Regions from separate parts of the Homo sapiens genome. Here region 2 is linked to region 1. The links are chromatin contacts, found by Hi-C or POLR2A ChIA-PET in ENCODE. All regions are on one chromosome and are shown on one strand. The core of a region is the stretch at or near the end of the contact, and the rest is flanking DNA. Distances in the headings are between cores, read along the strand shown.

Region 1 (5,377 bases), core at 834-3,333:
GTTCGCATAAAAACTTACATACAAATGTTCAGTTTTGGAAGGATAAAGCTTATACAAAATTTAACAAGTAATCTATGACAATGTTTGAGTGCAGATGATGAAAAGTAATGAATTTGAGGTGAGGTTAGGTTCTTTGGAAAAGCTGCTGAGTCTTGAAGATTACCATTAAGTAACACAGACAACTAGACTGAAATAATATTTTATTAATAACACTAACAACAATGAATTGATAATATTCACTACCCTTGAAAAAAAAAAAACCATGGCCCAGCACGGTGGTTCACATCTGTAATCCCAGCACTTTGGGAGGCCAGGGCGGGTGGATCACTTGAGCCCAGGAGTTCGAGACCAGCCTGGGCAACATGGAGAAACCCTGTCTCTACTAAAAATACAAAAATTAGGCAGGCATGGTGGCGTGCGCCTGTAATCCCAGCTACTCAGAAGGCTGAAGCGAGAGGATCCCTCCTGAAAACAAAACAAAACAAATGTGAGCCACGATGCCCAGCCTCATTTCTTGGGGTTTTTAATGGTAATATCTATAAAGAATTTGGTTATAAAGGCAACTGAAACTTATTCTAAGCATTAAAAAAAATAATAATGGGGCCGGGCACAGTGGTTCACACCTGTAATCCCAGCACTTTGGGAGGCCAAGGCAGGTGGATCGCTTCAGCCCACGAGTTCCAGACCAGCCTGGGCAACATGGTGAAACCCTGTCTCTACTAAAAATACAAGAATGTGCCAGGCTGTGGTGACGCACCTGTAGTCCCAGCTACTTGGGAGGCTGAGATTGGAGGATCGCTTGAGCCCGGGAGGTTGAGGCTGCAGTGTGCCACTGCACTCCAGCCTGAGTAACAGAGCGAGACCCTGTCTCAAAACAAAACAAACAAACAATAGTAATGGTCCACAAACATAGGGCTTGTAAAACATCAATATACAAGAAATAAAGTTTTTACACAATCCATAGCACTTATACTTCAGATTCTGATCAATTATAGTCATCAGAAACATACGTATTATGTTGCCAATAAATGATTTAAAAAAAAGCAAAATCTGATTGGTCGTATTTAAGTATACTCAACGGGTTTTTGAAATCTGAGCAAAGGCAAGAGAAATATTGAATCCCTCATGTCATGTCACTGGTCAGGAATGAGTGTCTCCAAAAACCGTTGCCATCCCGTACCCTTGATTTCCCAGAAAGCAGTGGTTGTCTTAAATGTGTGGTTTGTTAATTATTTTCATAAAAAACTTGCCAGTAGATGGACAGTAAATCGCATACGGAGCTCAGAAAAGGCCCCAAATGCGTAAAGACGACAAAAGAGTAAAGAAGGGCAAACAACAAGGATTTTCAACACTGGAGACTTAAAAGGTGTTACTTAAAAGGTGTTTCAAAGAAAGAATCTGGGCGCTTTGCTCTTTATAGTCACCTGCCTCCGAGGGAGGGAGCTCTCGGGCTTGAATGTGCCCAAGGTTCAACCTCTACGGTAGGAAATGCGCCCAAGTTTCAACCTCTACGGTGGGAAATGCGCCCAAGTTTCAACCTCTACGGTGGGAAATGCGCCCAAGTTTCAACCTCTACGGTGGGAAAAAGACGCCTGCGATAAAACAAAGCGCTCGGTGGTGGTGGCCCTCGCGTCGCACCTCACGCCGTGCAGCGACACGAGACGAACACAGGGTGCGCTCTGAAAGGCCGGGTCCCGCGTTCCGGTCGATCGGTGTTCCCCGGGACCCGCTCCTCAGGGCTGACCCAACTTCCTCCGGAAGGGGCGCTCTGCCTCTAGTCGCTCGCCGGCTCCCAGCCCCGACCCCAGACCCCTCGGACGCCCCCATAGGCCTAGCTGGCGCCCCAACCGCCCACCCTCCGCTACCCACCCGCGGCGGCCCCGACCCCAAGCCGGAGCCTACTAGTCCCAACGGCCGGCTGGGGGCGCGGGAGCGGCGGGCGCGGCGGGCTGGAGGGCGGGCACCGCGAAGGGAGGGCGCCCCACTTCCCCGCACCGCCCGCCAGGCCCGCCGAGCACTGACCGGCTCGGGACAGCCCAGGCCCCTGTCGGCGAGCGCTGGACTCCTCAGCTTCGCTCTGCCACACCGCGCAGCCGCCGTCCGCGTCTTTTGTTGTCGCGAGTTCTCCTGGCAACCGGCGAAGCCCGCCTCCCGCCGCGTCCTCTCCTGGATGCCGCGTCCTGGCCCCGCCCCCATCCTGGCCACGCCTCCAAGCCCGCCGCGCAGGAGTCCTGCGTCCCCAGGAAGTCCGCAAAGGGCCGGCCCCTGGGCTTGCCTGCAAATCCGAGTTGTGTCCCACCAACGCGCTGGGACCGGTCTGTGAGGCCTGAGCGCAAGCATCTTTCTACGGGTTCGTGAAATGAGTGAGAACGATTCCACACCGTGTTTCAATATCTTAGCTACCAATTCAGTTTATTTTTATTTTTATTGAGTAAAACTTGCCTAACATAAACCATCTTAAAACTCACAATTCAGTGGCGTTTAATGCATTCACAGTGTTGTGCAACCATCACCTCTGTATATAGTTCAGAAACATTTTCATAACCCCAAAAGAAAATCCCCAAACCAGTTAGCAGTCATTCCTTCTGGTTCCCCTCTCCCCACAACCCCAGCCAGCCACTAATCTACTTTCTGACTCTGTGATAGCTTTACCTATTCTGGGCATTTCTTTATTGATGGAATCATTCAGTATATGACCTTTTGTGTCTAGCTTCTTTTGCTTAATGTTTTCAAGATGCAGTCATGTTGTAACATCTATCAGGACTTCTTTTCTTTTTTTTCTTTTCTTTTTTTTGAGACCGAGTCGCGCTCTGTCGCCCAAGCTGGAGTGCAGTGGCGTGATCTCGGCTCTCTGCAACCTCCACCTCCCGGGTTCAAGCGATTCTCCTGCCTTAGCCTCCCGAGTAGCTGGGATTACAGGCGCGTGCCACCACGCCCGGCTAATTTTTTGTATTTTTAGTAGAGACGGGGTTTGTTTCACTGTGTTAGCCAGGATGGTCTTGATCTCCTGACCTCGTGATCTGCCCGCCTCGGCCTTCCAAAGTGCTGGGATTACAGGCGTGAGCCACCACGCCCGGCCCTTTAGATGGAGTTTCGCTCTTATTGCCCAGGCTGGAATGCAATGGCGCCATCTAGGCTCAACGCAACCTCCACCTCATGGGTTCAAGCGATTCTCCTGCCTCAGCCTCCGGAGTAGCTGGGATTACAGGCATGAGCCACCCTGCCCGGCCCTATCAGGACTTTTTAGGGCTGAAAAAATTCCATTGTATGGATATAGACATACCACATTTTGTTTATCCATTCTTCAGCTGGTGGTGGACATTTGGGCTGTTTCCATGCTGCTATGGACATTCACATACAATATTTGGATGTCTGTTTTCAGTTCCTTTTTTTTTTTTGAGATGGAGTCTCGCTCTGTTGCCCAGGCTGGAGTGCAGTGGCGCTATCTCAACTCACTGCAAGCTCCGCCTCATGGGTTCAAGCAATTCTCCTGCCTCAGCCTCTGGAGTAGCTGGGATTACAGGCATGTGCCACCACCACGCCTGGCTAAGTTTTCTGTATTTTTAGTAGAGACGGGGTTTCACCATGTTGGTCAGGCTGGGCTCGAACTCCCGACCTCAGGTGATCCGCCCACCTTGGCCTCCCAAAGTGCTGGGATTATAGGCGTGAGCCACCGCGCCGAGCCTGTTTTCAGGTCTTTTAGGTATGGACGTAAGAGTGGAATTGCTGGGTCGTATGGTAATATTTAACTTTACCAATTTAGTTTTAAATGCTTTAATGCCTCCTGTTTTTAGTAGCACAATCTAAGCATCTTCAAAAACCCTTCCTTCTCTCATGAAATATAGGAATGAAGGTGGGGGAAAAAAGCTGACTATTTTATTTATAGTTTTTATTTTTTTTTCTTTTAACTGAATTATTTAAAATTTTAAAAATTCAGTCTGGGCACAGTGGCTCACACCTGTAATCTCAGCACTTTGGGAGGCTGAACTGGGAGGGTCACTTGAGCCCAGGAGTTTGAGACCAGCCTGGGCAACATAATGAGACCCCCCATCCCTACAAAAAATCAAAACTTAGCCAGGTGTGGCTGAGTATGCCTGCAGTTCCAGTTACTCTGGAGGTGGAGGTGAGAGAATGGTTTGAGCCTGGGAGGTCAAGGCTGCAGTGAGCTGTTGTTGCACCATGGCATTGCAGCCTGGGTGACAGAATGAGACTCTACCTCAAAAAAATAATAAATAATACATAATTTTTAAAATTCTAAGATTTCATTTATACACATACCTGTGTATTGAGTCATGATGTCAAGGGAATGTCTGATAGTGGCTCAGTATCAATCAAATGCGAAAGCCAGTGTCCTGGGCTTGCTTTTCAGATTGGGGTGATGGATTATTTCCTAGTCTTCCAAGGTTCCCCTCATGATTGGTGGAGATTGTGGTTGCCCAATTTGACTATAGGGCCAAGTTGCATTTTTAGAACTCTTTGAAAACAAACAAAAACTCACATCATGACTGTGAATTGGTAAGTCAGACTGGTCTGCTGACAAAACTTCAATAATTAATAGTACGTAACAATTTAAGTCTAGGAATACCCAGAAGTCTCAACAGAAGTTCTCAAGAGGCCACACAATTGCAGAGAGGAGGTCAGCAAATGCCCAACAGCATTAGAATGGGGCATTTTCCATTGTCCCCAAATTGATGTCTTGAGTCCAGAGTTAGAGAAAAGGAGTTACTTAAGTTCCCCACACTGTGAAGTGAATGCCAGTCATTGCCAACCCCTCCTCCCTAGGATTTATAGCAGGACTAAGCTAATTCCATTCAAATTCCAATCCTATCTCTTTTTTAAGTATCTGTAAGAAAGACTCGGCAGTGGAGTCAAGGGGTCTTGGGCCTTGTGGGTTGGAGAGTAAGAGGCCTCCCACCTAAGTCAAAGGAGGCTCTAAGAGTGACGGGCAAACCCTGTGTGATGTGCTAGAAGAGGAAACCTGGCCTTCTGGTGGGAGCAACTAGGGGAAGAAGTGAGCTGATCTTCTTCTCAAGAATGGAGCGAAGCAACTGAGATGTTGCTGTAGTAGAGCAGTCTGTGTTCCTGCAGTTTAGCAGGGGGAGAAGCTGTGATTTGCTCATGGTCCAGGGGATCCTTTGGAGGGTACCCAAGCTTGAGCCCCATGAAGATTGTCTTGAGGACTGTCTCCTGCAGATAAGTCCCCATCAGTAAGAGGCAGTGGGAGGAGCTGGGCTTGGGATTAGCAGAAGTAATTGAGCCAGTGCTGGATCTTCTTAAGGGAACTAGGTCTTCTCCTTAAGGGAACTGTATCTTTCAGGTCCACTGAAGAACTCTGCATATGTCCCATGGGAGACCAGCTTTGGGCTGCTTGTCCTAC
Region 2 (5,377 bases), core at 1,548-4,047, 2.2 Mb before region 1:
GAGATGGATATAAATGTGACTCCACTCTCTCATCCTACCCAAACCAATCCGAAATGACGCCAAAGCAGGTGAGCTTTCTTCTTTATACTATTATACCCACCTCCCTCACCATCACCAATGATGGGCAATGTTATAAGCATCTAGCCTTCCTTAATGGACTTTGCCTCAGAAAACCCAATTTTCTAGTATGGCAAACAGCGATTTCAACATGGCTTTGCTTCCCTGAACCCACACTCCAGGACTGAGACATCGATTGAACCAATGTTTCAGCTCAGTCTGCTGAAAAATAAATACATGAAGTGCAAATATTGACGATTCTCATGCAACTCCTAAAGACATGAAAAAGGACTCCCTGGAACAGTGCAAACCGGCAAAAGGGAAACAATGGGAGGAGGAGGAGACAAGAGAAGAGGCGGCCCGGGAAGAACCAGGAAAGGGGGTAACTTGAATGACAGGTCTTAACTGAGACTCCACACGCCACCGCCTGGACGCAAGAACTAAGTACAGGCGCCGCCGCCACCCGGCTGGGTGCAAGGGGCACCGGGACGCCCGCGACCACTCGCATGGCGCGGCCGGACACGCACCTGTGATACTGCGCCTGCAGGAACTGGAATTCCTCTTTAATCCGGTCCAGGGACTCCGGGATAGTGAACTTGAAGGGCTGGCCTGCAGCCTGGTGCGGCGTCTGGGGGCGACCAGCGAGGGGGACCGAGGGACGGGAATGCGGGCGGATGAATAAAGCAGTAAGTCAGAGAAGGCAAGAACGGGTGGGACATAAACATAAAGTTAGAAGTGGCTGAAAACGAGGCCCCAAACTCGAGTTTGCCCTTCACTATGGGGAGGGGGAAAGCGGACCCTCCCCGGGCCCCGGCTTCTAAAGAGGCTCGGAAGCTCTTCCCAGTCTCCAGGGCGGATTGCGCTAAGTGCGCCCGGGTCACCAGGCCAAAGGGAAGGGGGCTCCCCGGCGGCCAGGGAAGACCAGGCCAGATTGTCGGTGTCGCCGCCCCTTCCCCCACGGCGGCGATAATGACCCCGGGGACCAGAGGAGAAAAACAACTCCTTTACGCTCCCCATTCCCAGAGTCGCCGGGGCCACCTCCAGACGCACCGGAACCGGGGCCGCATTGACATGTAAATAGGCGAGAGGAGAAACAAAGGGGGGGGCGCCCTGCCCCCACTCGGGGAAGGTAGAGGGGATATGGCTGCAGGAGAGAAACCCCAGCCTTCCCCAGCGCCCCTGTCCGCTCGGTATAGACGTCAAGTAGGAAGGAGCCCAAAGGGAGGGAGAAAATTAAGAGTTTCGGCCCACTCCCCACCCCAGGAAGAGAGGGCCCCAGACCTCCCCAGCCTTACACCGCTGAGGGCGAGAAGGTCCGCCGGGCCTCAGAAGCCACCAGTCTCCCTACCGCCCGGGAGAAGCGCCTCCCCAACGATCCTGGCCCCCCACCACCACCCAGCCGCGCCTCACCGGGTGCCGGCTCTGCGGGAACATCGCTCTGGCGGCGGCCGGGGCTCTGTTCCCCGGCAACTCAATTCTCCGGTCAATTTCCAACTTTAATCCCGCCGAGGAAAATTAAGCCGGAAAGCCAAGCAGAAGCGGGGAGCGCGCTGGCCACGCACGCGCGCTCCGCCGGGCGCACCGGCCACTCGGCGCCCGCAGCTGCTCCGGCTCCCGCTCCCGTCGGTGCGGGCTCCGGCCCTCAGGGCCACATTAGTGGGCGCCCCAGGCCCAGCTGCTTCAAGAACCTGCGCGGAGACGTCGGGCGCTCGGGGACTGTGCGCGGGGGCAGCGCTCCAACCCCCGGCCTCAGCTGCCCGGGCGGGGAGGCGGGGGCGCGGTGACTCCGACCGCACTCCCCTCGGCGATCCGCGTGCGCGGCGCCAGTCCTGGGCAAACAAATCCAGACGGACTGCTTTTCTTTGCTCTTCTCCTGGTCCGCCTCCTCTTCGGGCTTTCCCCGAGGCGGCGGCGGGCGAGGTGCAGGTGGCGCGGCGGCCCCCGCTAACCCCACACAAACCCGACGCTTTCGGGGCGACTCCCGCAAGATTCGGCTGCGCCTTCGGCCGGGTGCTCGCAGGCTCCCGGGACGCAAAGGGGAGCGAGGTTGAAGACGCAGCGGAGGCTCCTGGCCGGGGAGCGACGGATGACGAGGCGGGGAAAGTGCGGAGGGCGCGCCGGGAGGCGGCTCGGCACGCCCCGTGCGACCAGCACTCGGTGTTCTCCGCGGTTGCACAAACCCTCCGGGCCCGACGGGGCTACTCCACCGAGAGCAGTCCCGCAAGTGCCCAATGCTCCTCGAGCCCGGGGAGCATCAGGGCGCCGCGCCTCGGGCGCACTCGCCCTGCACGGCCGGACCGGCCGCTCCGGACCCTTCTTCCGAGCTCCTTCTTCCTCGGTCTTCTTTCTTTCCTTCCTTCACCTTCGTGTGCTTCTCCGCAAAGGGCGCTCCAGCCCACTGCAAAGTTCTCTCACCACCCGAGGGACGACATCCACGAGATGGTGGGGAAAACAGCAGGAGTGCGCTCCGCCAATCGGCCACCCTCCCCGGCGGGCAAACTCTGCGGGCGAGTCCAGAGTAGTCACAGCGGTGGGGCCAGCGGGGGTTTTGGTCGCCGCGGGACGACGGAGGTCCGGGCTGGTGGCGCGGGTCCCGCCCGGCCGTGCGAGGGTGGGGTGGCGCAGTCGGCTGCCTCCGGGACGCGGGGCACAGAGTACCCGCCGCTGTTTCTGCTGCTGCTGCTTCTGCAGCCGCCGCTCCCACCGCCGCCGCCGCCCGCGCCTCTCGCGCCGCTTACATTAACACGCGGTTTCACACTCCGGAGCTAACCAGCGCCGGCCCCGCCCAGCCCCGTTCGGGCGGGGGGCGCGAGCGCGGAGCCGGCGGGGGACGTGAGCCCGGGAGGTTGGGGGGTGGGGGGGGGGCAGAAGGCCCGCATCAGCCAATCGCGTGCGCTGCAACCAACGTGGGGCGCTGACGCGCTCCTCCCCGGAGCGTATGGCAGCGCAGCGCCGGACGGGGCGTTCTCCCTCCCCCCCTCCTCTCGCTTCCATCTCCGCCGTCTCCTCGGTCTCCCTTCCCATCCCGGCCCCTCCTCCGCCAGCCGCGTCCTCCCGGGCTTGGTGAGGAACTGTTCCTGGAGGAGCCGCGGGACGCCAAAACCAGCCAATGGGAAGCGGCGATTCGCGGAGATTGGCACTGATGATGGGAAGGTCGGTGGGAAGGAGAGCGGCGGGGCTGGGCTGTCAATCAAAGTAACGTGGGGCTGGCTAGAGAGCGCGCGGGCGCGCGCTAGCGGGAGGGACTGGCGAGCGTGCAGCCGGGGAAGCTGAGGGCTCGAGTTAGCAAAAATCCTGCCACTTGCTCACTTTTCCCTTTAATGAAAATCCTCAGATCTAAGTGAAAGTAACTCAAAGACTAGCTGCGGAGTTTCTTATTGGAGGCGGAGGGGGGCTTTTGGTAATTCGAGCAAATGTGTTTTTCAGTGCTGGACCCCTTGTTTGATGCTACTCTAAAAGTGAGGCCACATTCAAAAATTTATCTGAGGTTTGTTTTTCCTTGAGCTGCCTTTTTACGGATGTACGAGAGGGAGTGGACTGTGCACTTAGTTGGAAATGCGTAAATGAGCAACGCCACGGTTGGCGTAGGTACACCAGCAAAGACGACTGTGATGTCCTCCCACCCCACCCACCCCCTTTGCACCCAAAGTGGTAGGATTTGATTTTTATTGCAGGATTTCAAGCCACTTTTCAAAAAGATCGTCCTGTCCCGTTTGGCGGGAAGGATTCCCAGGGTGCTGCCAGAACAAGGCACGCGTGTCCGCAGATGAGACGTTTTGCCCGGGGCGCGAAATCCCAGGTCTTCGTCTTAAAAGTCCTGACTTCGCTGTGTTGGGAGAGGTGGGGAGCGGCTGAGGTTTTTAGGAACTTCTCAGCTACAAGACTACGAGTCTGTTTCCAATTCCTGGGAACAAAGAGAGACAATGTAATAAACCAGCACTGAGACCTGAAAAACCTGTCCCGCACACCCCACCCCCACAGTCTGGGTGGTACTCCTGAGCTGAGCTGTGTGAAGAGCTAAATGGGAAGAGTTAGGTAAATGACGTGGCTAAGGTTCTTATGAAGTGGAACTTGAGTTAAAAGGGATTTTGAGATTGTAATAATCAAGACATGCTGTATAATTAATGCTGAGAGTCTTTGGTTTTTGTGTATGTCTCTAAATACACAGCAGAAAACCGTCAGTATTGCCGCATTTATGCTTTTGTTTGAGGAACATTTCCACATGAGCAGTGAATGAATAATGCTGGTTTAGCCAAACGGTGGTAACTTCTTCCATAAGGGCACATCTTGGACAAGTATTTATCTTATGTTGGAAACTAGTTAAGTTTTTGGTATTAATAACCCCCACGTTATTATTTTATTATTTTACCTTCAAGAGACTTACGGGAAGGAGCTTATTTAAACAGACATACATTTTATTTAAAGATGTGCTTTTACAGAGTTCTTTTTCTTGAAATAGTTTTAGAAGTCATTTTAGATAATACATTTCACTGTTGGAGTTGTTTTTAAATATGTATGATATTGATTTGTCTATAATTGCATCACTCCCAAATATCAATTATAAATGAAAAAATAAAAAAGCGATTTTAACCAGTCTGTACGAAGCCATAGTAAATTCTTAAACAAGTTGGGCATTGTAGCTTTGTGGTGTTCTCATTAAGTACAGTTGGGAAGGCGGCTGTATTATTCATTTTGCTAACATGGAGAACAAAAAAGAAGAAAGCACTGCCTCACTTTCCTTGGTTAAATTTGGTGACGATGACAGTTTTGCTCGACATACAGGACTTTTTGGAATCATAGGATCCCAGGGCCTTTAGCAACCTGTTTTCCTTGAAATTATCTAGTGATTGAGCCACATATACCAGTCTGCGGCCAGTTCATCCCATAATCAGCTCCAGGACCGGACAGAAAGTGCTTGGATGCCACAAGTATGCTTGTATACATGCTGTGACAACTGGAGCAACTGATATTCCTCCCCGGCTTACCCAGGCTTTATGTGGTGCCTGTATCTTGAATAACTGGCACACTCCCATTAAGTTTAAACAGAGCCATTAAAATATGCTTTGAGATGGGGCAAAAGTGTTGCTACTTCTCTTCTTTCCCCACCCCGCTGCCCTCAAAATCAGTACTAAGGCATCTTTAAATGTTCTCTAACATAACTACTCACAGACAATGTGTCTGCTCACCATATTTCCCAGTTTGCCATGAGTAAACACTAGAAATTCTCTTTTAACTAGTCTTTCCTTGCCAATAGAGTTTGAAACACCAGGCCTTCTGATTTCCTTATAATGAAGTATCTGTAGTATCTACAGAGCATTAT

What was found. A loop is a pair of places that touch in the nucleus more often than their neighbours do. ChIA-PET counts read pairs that join two places held with the same protein, here RNA polymerase II (POLR2A). Pooled maps may share reads with other maps.
Region 2: a map of B cell shows a loop between it and region 1 (37-fold over the local background). The contact joins the promoter of TLE1 here to the promoter of KIF27 in region 1. A Hi-C loop is called at or near these places in 4 of 168 maps with a recorded cell type or tissue (B cell, CD8-positive, alpha-beta T cell and naive thymus-derived CD4-positive, alpha-beta T cell) and 8 of 50 pooled maps. POLR2A ChIA-PET finds 5 or more read pairs at or near these places in 1 of 52 experiments (activated T-cell).

The regions. Positions count from the first base shown.
Region 1 is chr9:83,919,349-83,924,725 of GRCh38, forward strand. KIF27 (kinesin family member 27) reads right to left here and starts at 2,084. Exons shown (of 18, transcript NM_017576.4): 1 at 2,023-2,084. It overlaps LOC105376335 (serine/arginine repetitive matrix protein 1-like), which reads left to right and starts at 1,553. Exons shown (of 3, transcript XM_011519284.2): 1 at 1,553-1,913; 2 at 2,006-2,350; 3 at 5,318-5,377. The coding sequence starts at 1,553. RefSeq lists enhancers at 1,616-2,365, 2,980-3,484 and silencers at 1,687-2,066, 2,097-2,246.
Region 2 is chr9:81,686,750-81,692,126 of GRCh38, forward strand. TLE1 (TLE family member 1, transcriptional corepressor) reads right to left here and starts at 2,798. Exons shown (of 20, transcript NM_005077.5): 1 at 1,468-2,798; 2 at 585-685. The coding sequence starts at 1,491. It overlaps TLE1-DT (TLE1 divergent transcript), which reads left to right and starts at 2,964. Exons shown (of 4, transcript NR_109772.1): 1 at 2,964-3,210. RefSeq lists an enhancer at 2,109-2,823 and silencers at 2,696-3,045, 3,196-3,345.